2 separate regions of the Homo sapiens genome follow, and region 2 is linked to region 1. The links are chromatin loops, found by intact Hi-C in ENCODE. Cell type or tissue: HCT116. All regions are shown on one strand.

What was found. Peaks named below come from ENCODE experiments on the same cell type or tissue, not always from the same donor. Only the 100,000 strongest peaks of a DNase experiment are listed, where the experiment ranks them.
Region 2: it touches region 1 in a loop (4-fold over the local background); 2 of 110 quality-filtered maps call a loop at or near these places.

The regions. Positions count from the first base shown.
Region 1 is chr9:122,094,070-122,096,569 of GRCh38, forward strand. It overlaps LOC124902263 (a long non-coding RNA gene), which reads left to right and starts at 63. Exons shown (of 2, transcript XR_007061757.1): 1 at 63-103; 2 at 1,105-1,331. In HCT116, a CTCF peak has its summit at 1,376 (motif pointing right); a DNase peak (open chromatin) is centred at 1,392.
Region 2 is chr9:123,348,671-123,351,170 of GRCh38, forward strand. No RefSeq gene overlaps it. Among named protein-coding and RNA genes, the nearest start is that of CRB2, 6.3 kb to the right of the region's middle. RefSeq lists enhancers at 556-1,057, 1,058-1,557. In HCT116, a CTCF peak has its summit at 1,385 (motif pointing left); a DNase peak (open chromatin) is centred at 1,351.

The DNA of each region.
Region 1 (2,500 bases):
GAGACTACACGAATGTACCACCACTCCCGGCTAAGTTTTGTGTTTCTCGTAGAAACGTGGTTTCGCCATGTTGCCGAGGCTGTTCTCAAACTCCTGACCTCAGGTAATCTGCCAGCCTCGGCCTCCCAAAGTACTAGGATTACAAGCAGAACCACCGCGTCTCTTGTTTTCTTTTTTGTTTTTGTTTTTGTTTTGTTGTTGTTGTTGATGTTGTTACAGAGTTTCGCTCTTGTCGCCCAGGCTGGGATGCAATGGTGTGATCTCGGCTCATTGCAGCCTCCGCCTCCCGGCTTCAAGCAATTCTCCTGCCTCAGCCTTGTGAGTAGCTGGGATTGCAGGAGCCGGCCACCATGCCCGGCTAATTTTTTGTATTTTTAGTATAGACGGGGTTTCACCATCTTGGCCAGGCTGGTCTCTAACTCCCGACCTCAGATGATCCACCCGCCTCAGCCTCCCAAAGTGCTGAGATTACAAGCGTGAGCCACCACGTCCAGCCTGACTGCTTTTACTTATATCACTTTTTTTGTTGTGGTAAAATATAACAAAATTTGCCATTTTAACCATTTTTAGTGTACAATTCAGTGGCATTCTGTATACTCACATTGTTGTGCAACCAGCACCACTATGGGTCTCCGGAACTCTTTTATCTTACCAAACTGAAACTTTGTGTCTATGAAACAATAAGTCGGGATTCCCTTCTCTCCTAGTCCCTGGGAACCACCATTTCTACTTTCTGACTATGAATTTGACTATTCCTGGTTCCTCATGTCAGTGGAATCATACAGTATTTGTCTGGCTTATTTCACGTAGCATAATGTCCTCAAGGTTTCTCCATGTTGTAGCATGAGTCCAAATTTCACTCATTTTTAAGACTGAAAAATATTTCGTCGTGTGCATACACCACCTCGTTTTTATCCATTCATCTGTCAATGGACTTAGGTTGTTTCCACCTTTTGGCTATTGTGAAGAATGTCGGTTAACATTGGTATACAAATACCTGTTTGAGCCCCTGCTTTCCATTTTTGGGAGTTGCCATCATTTTAAAGCCAAACCAAGGAGAAAGCTCTCCCCTCCCACCTGAGGGAGCCGCATTTGTTTTTTTAGGAAGTGGGGTTGAGAAGGTGTAACAGCACCCCAGACTGACCACAGCGGCCACGACTGCACACAGGGGAACTTTGCCTCGCTCGACACTACAGGGTGAAAGAAACACAGAAGTTGTCAAGGAACGTGGCCCCTCTTCCTCTCTCATCTCTCCAGGTGTCTTGTTTCTTTGCTTTAGTCCAGGGGTTTCACTTGCTGAATAAACTGCCTTGAAATGTCCAAGTCATAAACTTAAGAGATCCAAACCTCCTTTTTAGCAGCAGAGGGCGCTCGCATCTGTTCCCTTCATGACTTTGTTTCAGAGTTTCTGTAAGCATGGTCGTCTGGCCACTTGCATGGGAACAACCCGGGGTGTTTATTTAAAATGCAGGCTCCTGGACCCCACCCCCAGAGACTGTGATGCAGCACATCTGGGTGGACCTGGGAATCTGCATGTTAAATTAGCTCCTCCGCTGATTCTAAGGCAGCGGAGGCAAGAACCACTCATAGAGTCTGATGCAAGTCCTCTGGAAATTCTTGGAGCTGTCCGTGGTATCAGTAAGAAGGCCTCACTGTCCCCCCATTTCTCTCCACAAACCTACCCCCCAAATCCTGTCCCTCCTCCTGGTGTCCTTGATCTCAGCAAGTGGCACTACCTTCATTCAGTCATCCATGCTTGAAATTTGCCGAGATCGCGCCACTGCACTCCAGCCTGGGCGACAGAGTGAGACTCGGTCTCAAAAAAAAAAAAAAAAAAAAAAAAAAAACATATATATATATATATATATATATATATATATATATATATATATATATAAAAACTGGGCATGATGGCATATGCCTGTAATCCCAGCTACTCGGGAGGCTGAGGCACAAAACTCATGAACCCAGGAGGCAGAGGCTGCAGTGAACTGAGATCGCGCCACTGCACGCCTAGGGCAACAGAGCGAGACTCATTCGAGAGAGAAAAAGAGAGAGAGAGAGAGAGATCTCCTCTTTCCTCTCTTATCTATCTCTATCATCACCACCCCAATTCAGGCTTCTGCTGATAGCTCACCTCCAGCTCTGCCACACACCCACCCATTCTCCACACCAGACCTGCCACTCTCCTGCTTAGAAACCTCCCCTGGTTTGTCACCATCTACAGATAAAGTCCAAGAACATTGATTGTCCTAAGAGGCCCTTCCTGATTACAATTTCTGAAATCAACCCCTCTCCCTGCCTCCATGCCTTTGTAAACATTGTTCCTTCTGTCTGGACTTCCCTTCCTTCATGTCTGTTCTTAGACAAACTTTTCCCAGTGCCTCAGGCAGAAATAGTTACTCTCTGTGCTCTTCTATTCACACCCATAATTCTCATCCACAACTCTCAACCCTGGTCTGTCTGTCACACTATCTAGAAATCATCTCAGCCTCCACCA
Region 2 (2,500 bases), 1.3 Mb after region 1:
CCTAGTAATCTCAGCACCTACCATGTTGCCCAGCACACAGGAGGTGTTTAATAAACACTTGGCGAGTGAATTAATGCATTATGAATGAATGGATGATGTCCTGTCCAGCTTTAGCTTCAGTGGCCGGAAGACCCGAACCCAGGGTGAGGACTCAGATGGCATCTCCATCAGAAGCAACTGCCTCCAGCTTCAAACTGTCCTGAGCCCTGACCCTGGGCTGACTGAGCCCTGATCCTGGACTCAGACTAAGCCCTGACTTCAGCTGCAGACTGAGTCCTGACCTGAGACATTTAGCTTTGACTCCAGACACAGACCGAGTTTAACCCCTTCCATGAAATCATTGCTGGGGAGAGTCCTGGGCTGGGAGTTAGAGGTCTCAGTTTGAGCCTTAGCTCTGCCACGGTTCTCTGGGTGACCCCAGAAGGTCCTATCCCCCTGTACCTCAGCATCACAGCAAAATAGGTGCATCTCCAGAAAGTACAGAACACCATTGAAATATGGCAGCCAGTCCGAGGGTGGTGGCCCCTTCCTGTAATCCCAACACTGGGAGGCCAAGGTAGGAGGATCACTTGAATCCAGGGGTTTGAGACTGACCTGGACAACACAGCAAGACCCCATCTCTAAAAAAATAAAAATGAAAAAATTAGCTGGGCATGGTGGCACACACCTGTAGTCCCAACTGCCTGGGAGGCTGAGGCAGGAGGATCCCTTGAGCCTGGGAAGTTGAACCTGCAGTGAGCCAAGATCATGCCACCGCATTCCAGCTTGGGTGGCAGCAGAGACCCTGTTTCTAAATAAAAGAAAAATAAATTTTAAAAAATGTGGCAGCCATTCACGCTCGGGCCCCACCCACGAAGCTGCTGTTAATCCCAACCCCAGAACATTCCTGCGGGGTAAAGGTGTCCCAGGATTCTGGGGCGGGGGGTGGCTCACGGGAATCCCCCCTTACCTCGGTTTTTGTAGGAAGGCTCAGGAAGGGGTTTGGAAGGGCTGCTGTGCTCTTTCCGCTCAAGAGTCCATTCCATCCCACCTGGGGTGCTCTGTCCATGCGACCTTGGGTGAGTCACTCCCCTTCTCCCGTAGGGGCAGGGGGCGGGAACAGGGTTAGAAGGGCCCAGCCTGGCTGTACTTGTCTGCAGTTCCTAAAGTCTGCCTCCGCCTGCTCCCGCCTCAAAAAGACCCCTCTCCACTGCCAATTCGGTGCCTGAAGGAGGAGGTGGCCCAGAGACAGTGAGGCCACTGGACTTGGGCGAGGCTCCGATAGGACCCCCAGGACCTACATCTGAACGGTGAGCTGGGTTCTATCCCCCTCCCAGAGCGGGTGGAAGCTAAGCTGGTTGGAGAGGGGAGCCTGGGCCTATCCTGGAGCTCCCTCTAGTGTCTGAAAAGGGGCCTACAGTCTAACCTTCATCCAGGGGAGGACTGGGGGTTGTTTGTCCTGGCCACCCTCCCCAAGCTGTTTTGCCAGCCCCCAGTCTCTACCCTCACTCCTGGGGGTTCACCAAGCTGAGATCCTGGGGATACACTAGGGCTATTTCCCTTGTTTCAACCCCAGCGGACACCAAATTCTATTGTTCCTGATGCCCAAATGCCCACTCCTGCTCTCTGTGACTCCACCCAACCCCGTCCTGATTCAAGCTTCGTGGCCTTTCCCTGGGTGATTTCAACGCATGCACTCCTTCAGTGCAGCTTTCACTCTTCCCAGAGGGAACTCTGCCACATGCAAACCTGGCCACGTCGTTCCCCTTCTTTCACCTCTTCTATGGCTCCCCAGTGCCCTCAGGACACAGTCCAAATCCTTAGCACCTTACAAAGACTGTGCCATCTGTCCTCTGCCGACCCACCAGCCTCACTTCTAATCATTGCCATTTTGCATCCTGACCCCGGGTAATAATGACCTGTCTGCAGTTCCTGAAGGTACAATGCCCTCTCTCACACCTGACCTTGGACCATCCTTGGTTTTCAGCCAGGTATGCCTTCTGCCTCTTCTCCACTTGGAAACTCCTGTTCTTACTCCATGGTGGTACCTCCCCTGGGGAATTGCCCTTTTGCAGCTGGCCTTCTCTTGGGCTTCCCACTGGGCTCTAAGCCAGCCCCTCTCTGCCTTGTCCTTGAGTCTGTTCCTCTAGACATGAGCTCCCCAGTGGTGAGGGCTGAGTGAGTCTCATCTGTGTATTCATCATCCTACCACATGCCTGCCTTAGGATGGGTACGGATGCCTACACTGGTGAGGAGAACAGGGCAGGATCAGTGCTGGGGGCCTTACGGGAAGCCCAGGGGTCTGTCGGAGCCTAGAAGAGGCCCCGACGAAGCCTGGGGGTTGGGGGAGGAGCAGAGAAGTCTTCTCTGAGGAGATGATGCCAGAGTTGGAGTCTTCAAGGATCAGTGCAGTGTCAAGAGGCACTCAGTCAGGTGGGGGCGGGGTGGGCATTCCAGGGAGCAGACCCTGGCATCAAAGACTTGTGGGCAAAACCTGGCCACTGGCCCAGGGGTGTGTGTG